3 separate regions of the Homo sapiens genome follow, and all the other regions are linked to region 1. Evidence: chromatin loops called from intact Hi-C (ENCODE). Cell type or tissue: ovary. All regions are shown on one strand.

Region 1 (2,500 bases):
GTGGCTGCCAGGGCTCAGGCCAAAGGATGTGCTCAGATGACAGTAATGACCAGGGAGTGTTGGAGGTGTCAGGTTTGAGAAGCTATTGAAGGGTGACATTGCTGGGACCTGGGGACCAGCTGGGGCAGAGGCAGGGGTGGCAGGGAGGCCCAGGTCTCTCTAGGTGGGTGGGTGGATGGCCACTGGGACAGAGGAGCCAGGCTGGGGAGAGGTCTGAGCAGGCGAGGTTTAGGACCTGTCATTTGTGAGGTGCCCCAGGGACTGACCTTGAGGGCTGGAGGCCAGGCCTTTGCTGCCAGGGGAGCCACCTAGACCCACCCTGCGACACCAGACTCAGTAGCTGCCAGTACCCCCACCCTCCCTGCCCACCCTGCCCTAGGGGCTTCCAAAGAGAGGCCTGGCTTTCTTACTGTCTCGCCTGGGGCCCTCAGAGTCAGAGAGCACACCTCACAATCTACCCCCATGGGACTCAGCGGGCTCAGGAGCAGCAGAGGGAACAGCAGCCAGGCCTGGGACAGGACTTAGAGCTGGGCAGTGCTCTGAGCTGCTCCATGAGGCTGGCTCAGGGCTGGGAGCTCCGAGGACAGGCGCTGACACGTGGTCGTTGGTGCTGCCGCTCTAGGCAAAGCTCTGGGCCATTGTGGGGTCCCCCTTTCCCCAGCGAGCTGGGCCTTGGGCCTGGGCAGGGCCTGGCTCCTAGGTGTGAACCCCAGACCTGGTCTCATTTCCTTGCTATCAAGAGTGAGGCCACTGTCTCCTACAAAGATGCTGCCGAACATGGGCCCTGGGACCCATGCTGGGGAAGCAGGCGGGACTTGCCAGTGCTCATGGCTCCCAGGCCTTGGCGTGGCCAGGGCAGGTGCACCGAACCTCAGGCGCTGGGCTCAGTCCTCCGTCCTTGCATGGCCAGGCCCCCACATCTCCTAAGTCACTTAAGCCCAGCTGCAGGCGCTGGACAGGCGTCAGGAGCCCTGACCTCTGCCCCTACTCCAGGCCCTGCCTATCTGAGGGACCTGGGGAGCTCCTACCCCTCCCTGGCCTCAGTTTCCCCAAGCTTACAGGAGGACATTGAGGGTCTGGGGATGCTTTCCACACGGTTCTGGTAGCGGCGGCTTCTGGCTTGACCACCAGGTGGCGCCTGGTGCCCAATGAAGCACGTGGGGCTGGGAAGGGGCGGCCGCGTGGACACCGCCCCGCTGAAGAATCAGTGTCCGGGAGGCCTGGCCGTCCCCACACCGGCCCGAGGCTGAGCGGCCCTCGGGTCAAGAGCACAGAGGTGGTGGGGTGGGTGCGCAGTGTTTCCAGCACCGGCCTGGCCACCATCGCAGGGGGGCATCTCCGGCTCGGACAGCCATATCCCCCCCGGGCGGGCACAGAGCTGGGTACGGCTGGGGGCTGTGGGTGGAGGGGTGTGTAGGAGGCCAGCCCCTCACCCCTCCAGTGGGGTTGCAGGAGTTCTGCCAGGCTGGGGTCTCACCCCACCTCCCTCTGTTCTCGCTTCCACTTAGCCCTGGGCTCTGCTATCCTCTGCCTCTCCCAGCCTCAGTTTCCCCATATGTAAAACAGGTAATAATCCCACCCCTTCTGTGGGTGGGTGAGGCTGGCCACAGGCCAGGCCAGGAGGCCCAGCACATCCCCCTCCTGTCAGCACCGCCCTCTGCTCCCACTGCCCCAACGGTGGTGCCAGCCCCTGCACACAGGGTATCCCCACCAGGGCCGCCTGCAGAGCGGAGGGTGCTGCCCCATGCCCGGCTGCAGAAGGTCGTGTGGCCCGAGGTCACACCTAGCAGATGAAATGGCAAGAGACAGGAACAAAGAGGAAGCCCCGTGGTCTGGCACTTGCCGGGTGGCAGGAGGCATCTCTAGGTGACTCACATGATCCCATCTCATCCCAGGAGAGACCGAGGTCCAATCTCCCATCCTTGTGCTCTAGATGAGGACACGAGACCCAGAGACATGAGTCCAGGTCACACCGTGGTGTCCCCCAGAGACAGGGGCCTTCCCTGCTCCCCCCTTCCCTTGGGCCAGCCATAGGAGTGCGAGGCAGTAAACACTGTTGCCTGTTGCGCCCAGCATGGTGACGGCTGGGTGACCCTGGGCAAGTCTCCAACCTCGGGGAGACATCCTCAAGAGAGTCTCGGGGAGATCAGGGGCAGACAGCAGCAGGGAGGGCCGGGGTGTGGGAACGGCTGTGGGAGGGTGGGCAGGAGGCCCTGGCAGCTGGTGGGAGCTGGGTTCCCAAGGGCAGGGGAACCACCAGCTCTCCCAGCTGGACCGACCCATGCCTCAGTGAGGGGCAGGTGGCCCAAGGGTGAGATTGCCCCATCAGCAGTGGGCAGGGTGGCTGCTGGCTGGCACAGCGGGAGCCTGATGGCAGGCAGGGGAGTGGGCTGGGAGTTGCGGCCGGGCCTAGTGGGCTCTGCTGCTCTGTTCTGACCCTGATGTCCTGGGCCGAATCCCAGCCAGGGCAGCCTTGTCTGGAGGTGATGGGCGGGGCCGT
Region 2 (2,500 bases), 270 kb after region 1:
CCTGCTGTTACTCAGCAACTCACTACTGTCTGGTGCAAGTTTCCTTGTCAGAAAGGAACTTTAAAAAATCCAAAAGCCTGGCTGGGCATGGTGGCTCACGCCTGTAATCCCAGCACTTTGGGAGGCCAAGGCGGGTAGATCATTTGAGGTCAGGAATTCAAGACCAGCCTGTCCAATATGGTGAAAACCCGTCTCTACTCTCTATTTTGAAAATACTCTACTCTATGTCTCTATTTTAAAAATAAAAAAATTAGCAGGGTGTGGTGGTGGGCACCTGTAAGTCCCAACTACCAGGGAGGCTGAGGCAGAATCGCTTGAATCCGGGAAGCAGAGGTTGCAGCAAGCTGAGACCGTGCCACTGTCCTCTAGCTTAGGAGATAGAGTGAGACTCCATCTCCAAAAAAAGAAACAAAAAACAAAAAGCCCAAAAATGAGCACTGCTGACAGCTAGACCATGGAAACGAGGGTCTGGTGGGCCAAAGAGGGCTCAGAGAAAGATAGCGAGTGGGAGACGTGGGAACAAAAGCCATGAAATAGGGCAGGATCAGAGGGCAAATGGAGTCAAATGCAGGGACCCCGTGTTTTCAGAACCAAAGACACAGAGCTGGGTCCTCTGGGGGAGAGAAGTCCACGTGGGGGTGCCTGGCTCAGGTGCCAACACCCCGAAGTCCACAGGAACCTGCTGGCTCCAGGCTGCGGGCCCGTGGGGCTGTCCCTGCGCCATCCCAGCCGCCCCAACACTCCCCAGCCCAGGAGCCTCGGCCCACACAAACTCTCTCACGCATACACGAACACACACGTGCCCCTGCTGAACACACATCCCCGAGGCGCCCCTACCATGGCCCTGAGGTCCACGAAGGAGATGGTGGTACAGTTAAAGAGCTCTGGGGGCAGCCAGCCCTTCTCCCCGCTGCAGTGTCGGACCGCATTTCCTGGGGAAGGAGAGCAGGTGTGCAAAGCCTGAAACTCAAACTGTTGATCAATGCTTGTGTATTTCAATCCACAATCTGAATATACTTAAACCCAGAACACTGCGTGGTGGTTAGAACCCCATGGGGGCCAGGAGGTCGACACCAGCGCCCCTCTTTCATGTCAGGGCCACGGCCGAAGCTGCTCTGACACTGACAACCAGGCGTTTCGGGAGCCCAGCCAACAGGAGCCAGCACTTCCGAGCAAGTCCGTGAGGAAAGAAATCAGCAACACCATCTGCCGGCAGCCACGATCCCATGCACCAGGAATCCATTTCGGCTGGGCCTTTCCTTGCCTCACTGGATTTTCCAGACGCCCCTCACAGAGTGGACACAGTCAATGTCCCCATTTCACAGAGGTAACCCGATGCTATGAACAGTGAAGCCACTTGTCCCGGTGCCCCAGCCTGAGCGGCAGAGCAGGGACTGGCCGGGCCTGACTGGCGGGCGTCCCCACACGCGCTGCACTGTTCATGTTTCTGTTGCGCCCTCTGCCTGCTTTGTGTATTTCCTGGTAGGGAAAAGGCGATCGGATTTCTCCCCAGCACTTTGCCTGCGGATATTTTTTCAACACGAAACATTCCATGAGTCCCCACATCTCGACTGGCTCCTCCCACAAGGACGCCTGCCTCAGTTCCCTACACACAGGCCACGGCGACTCACCAACGGATCCCTTAGGGCATGGCACCGCAGCCGGCTGCCCGAACTTGGTCTGTGGCCACCAGATGCCGGCCTCAAATGCTTTGGGACAGCCATTGTAGATCACTGGGGTAGAGAAGAGAGAAGTCTGCTCAGCGGGGCACGCCACACCCACGACCACAAACAGGCACCACTGTCTGCATGCGCCTCCCTGCAGGAGGCCCTGCTCCCACCAAGAACCGAACCCTAGCATCTCCCCTGCCCCCATCCATGTCAGAGCTGGAGAGGGGTGACCAGGCTCTGACCCACACCCCCTCACGCAGAACCAGGTTTCTAGAAGGTCAAGAGAACTCAGAACACGAGGGAGCCCAGGGTCCCCCAAACACCCAGCGTGCATGCACACACGTGCACGCCAGTGCAGCAGCCTGTCCCCGCGCTGTAACCTGCAGGGTGTCGAGGGGCAACGCGGACCTTCACAGCCGAGCGTGGTGACCTCGGCAAACGGGTTGTCGCAGCGGTTGCACTGGCGGCCGATGACGCCGGGCTTGCAGGCACACTGCCCGGTGGCCATGTCGCAAGTGCGGCTGTGGGAGCCATGGGGGAAGCAGTCGCAGGGCAGACAGGTGTCCTGGGCTAGGAGCTTGTAGTAATTCTCCTGCAAAAGCCAGAGGCAGGGCCTGTGACTTCAGATGCCCGGGAGAGGCCCTACCTTGCAGCGTGTTTCCCGAGCGACGTCCAGACTCCCACCCGGGTGTGTGTGTTGGCCGCCAGCCATCCCACCCCTCATGGCTACCCTCTGCCCACATCCCACACCCAACGGGGGCTGCCTCCCAAGGCCCCACAAGGCCGGACCCAGGAGAGCAGTTCTTCCGGGAAGCACGCCCTCCCTCATG
Region 3 (2,500 bases), 190 kb after region 1:
AAAAATCAGCCAGGCATGGTGGTGCATGCCTGTGGTCCCAGCTATTTGGGAGGTTGAGGTGGGAGGATTGCTTGAGCCCAGGAGGTCAAGGCTGCAGTGAGCTGTGATCATGCCACTGCATTCCATTCCAGCCTGGGCAACAGAGTGAGACCCTGTCTAAAAAAAAAAAAAAAAAAAAGGAAAAGAAAGAAAATTGCGGTTCCTCACAGGCATGGAGACTACCAGCCACATCTTTGCCACTTATTTTCTGGCATTGGCGGTAAACCAAGCTGTGTGTACTGGCAGTTCTTGTTAGAACTGCCCAAAGCTGGGCCCTGCAGCTGCTGACTCATGGGGTCTGGGTTGGGGCCCCAAATCTGCATTTCTGCTAGCTCCCTAATGTGGTCCTCATGCAGGGGTTTGAAGACTACACTTTGAGAAGTGCTGCTTGACTTTTTTCTTCTTTAAATTCAAGATGATAATTATTAGATTATTTTAAAATAGTAAAAACACCAACTTTTGTTGTTGTTGTTGTTGTTGAGACGGAGTCTCACTCTGTCGCCCAGGCTGGAGTGCAATGGCACGAGCTCAGCTCACTACAACCTCCACCTCCCGGGTTCAAGCAATTCTCCTACCTCAGCCTCCCGAGTAGCTGGGACTACAGGTGCCTGCCACCATGCCCAGCTAGTTTTTATATTTTTAGTAGAGACAAGGTTTCACCATATTGGCCAGGCTGGTCTCAAACTCCTGACCTTGTGATCCTCCGGCCTCAGCCTCCCAAAGTGCTGGGATTACAGGCGTGAGCCACCGTGCCCAGCCAAAAACCCCTTACTTTTGCAGACACAAGTAATAGGTAAATAACGAGATCTTTGCTGATTCTGTTTTTTCACATTTTGCCCCAGTTGGGGCTGAAGAAGACCCTGTTAAAAGCACCCGGCTCTACCAGCAATCTCGCAAGGAAGTCCTCCTCGGGGCCTGTTTGGAGCGGGGCATCCAGTGCGTGCACATCCCCAGCAGTGGGCAAAGGTGAGGCAGCCGGCATCATGCTTGGACCCACATCTGGCCAGGTGAGGCCTGGAGTGCTGCTCAGGCCTTGGAGACTGTTTCTGCAGAACCACTTAGGCTTGGCAGGACGTCCCGGAGGGCGTGCTGTGTGCGGTGGACCAGGCTGTGGACTGAGTTGCTGTACCTGCCCTCAGTGCCTCTGTCCCATGAGGAGGGCACACTCAGATGGGTGGCTTCAGTCTACGGGGTACACATGGCCAGAAAGCATGTATGATACCCCGTGCCTGAGAACATGGACACTGGAATCACCCTCATGTCCATGTCATGAGACACCAGTTTTAAAATAGGACTATTCCAGATAATGTAGGGCATATGGCCCCATAACTCCTGGGTGCCTGTTTAAATCCATGCTCCCACACCTGTTTGAGGTCAAGCCACATTTCAACCTTGCCAAGCCACAGCTGCCATCTAGTGGTAAGGGAAAGCCTTCGCCTTTCTGCTCTTCAGAGCGAAATCCTCTTCGAGGTGCATTGGCCATGTGGCGTCTCGGGGTCGTTCAGGGCAGCATGGTGTGGATTGTGTTCACAAAATGTAAAAAGTGGGCCGGGCGCAGGGGCTCACGCCTGTGATCCCAGCACTTTGGCAGGCCAAGATGGGTGGATCGCTTGACCCCTGGAGTTTGAGACCAGCCTGGCCAACATGGTGAAACCCTGTCTCTACTAAAAACACAAAAACTAGCCGGGCATGGTGGCGGGTGCCTGTAGTCCCAGCTACTCGGGAGACTGGGCCACGAGAATGGCTTGAACGCGGGAGGCAGAGGTTACCATGAGCCGAGATTGCATCACTGCACTCCGTCTCAAAAAAAAAAAAAAAAATGATAAGTGTGAACTCTCTAATCAGATTGATCTGATCTGGAATTCTGACTCTGCCATTCTGTGATTAAGAGAGGTTTGTGTCCTTATCTTTATAGACTGAGGTGATGACCTCCTGAGATCAAGCAATCCTCCCACCTCAGCCTCCTGAGTAGCTGGGACTACAGGCACATGCCACCACACCCGGCTAATTTTTGTGGGTTTTTTTTTTTTGAGATGGAGTCTCACTCTATTGCCAGGTTGGAGTGCAGTGGCGCAATCTTGGCTCACTACAACCTCTGCCTCCCGGGTTCGAGTGATTCTCCTGCCTCAGCCTCCCAAGTAGCTGGGACTACAGGCACCTGCCACCACGCCCGGCTAATTTTTGTATTTTTAGTAGTGACGGGGTTTCACCATGTTGGCTAGGATGGTCTCGATCTCTTGACCTCGTGATCCGCCCGCCTTGGCCTCCCAAAGTGCTAGGATTACAGGCACGAGCCACTGCGCCTGGCCCACATTTTTGTGTTTTTTGTAGAGAGGATGGTCTCACTATATTAGCCAGGCTGGTCTCGAACTCCTGGCCTTGAGTGATCTCTTGCCTTGGCCTCCCAAAGTGTTTGGATTACAGGCGTGAGCCACCACTCCTGGGCTAAAGTTTTTCTTTA

Evidence for each region. Hi-C counts contacts between places; a loop is a spot of excess contacts. Peaks named below come from ENCODE experiments on the same cell type or tissue, not always from the same donor. Only the 100,000 strongest peaks of a DNase experiment are listed, where the experiment ranks them.
Region 2: a loop joins it to region 1, with 5 times the contacts of the local background. A loop is called at or near these places in 3 of 110 quality-filtered maps.
Region 3: a loop joins it to region 1, with 7 times the contacts of the local background. A loop is called at or near these places in 101 of 110 quality-filtered maps.

Annotation. Positions count from the first base shown.
Region 1 is chr22:46,121,481-46,123,980 of GRCh38, forward strand. No RefSeq gene overlaps it. Among named protein-coding and RNA genes, the nearest start is that of MIRLET7B, 9.0 kb to the left of the region's middle. In ovary, a CTCF peak has its summit at 1,117 (motif pointing right); a DNase peak (open chromatin) is centred at 1,141; H3K27ac peaks cover 1,256 bases.
Region 2 is chr22:46,389,555-46,392,054 of GRCh38, forward strand. CELSR1 (cadherin EGF LAG seven-pass G-type receptor 1) reads right to left here. Exons shown (of 35, transcript NM_001378328.1): 15 at 2,079-2,262; 16 at 1,632-1,733; 17 at 838-932. Among named protein-coding and RNA genes, the nearest start is that of TRMU, 55 kb to the left of the region's middle. RefSeq lists an enhancer at 1,752-2,500. In ovary, a CTCF peak has its summit at 1,337; no DNase peak of the experiment used is centred here.
Region 3 is chr22:46,313,009-46,315,508 of GRCh38, forward strand. GTSE1 (G2 and S-phase expressed 1) reads left to right here. Exons shown (of 12, transcript NM_016426.7): 6 at 882-1,005. Among named protein-coding and RNA genes, the nearest start is that of GTSE1, 17 kb to the left of the region's middle. In ovary, a CTCF peak has its summit at 1,451 (motif pointing left); no DNase peak of the experiment used is centred here.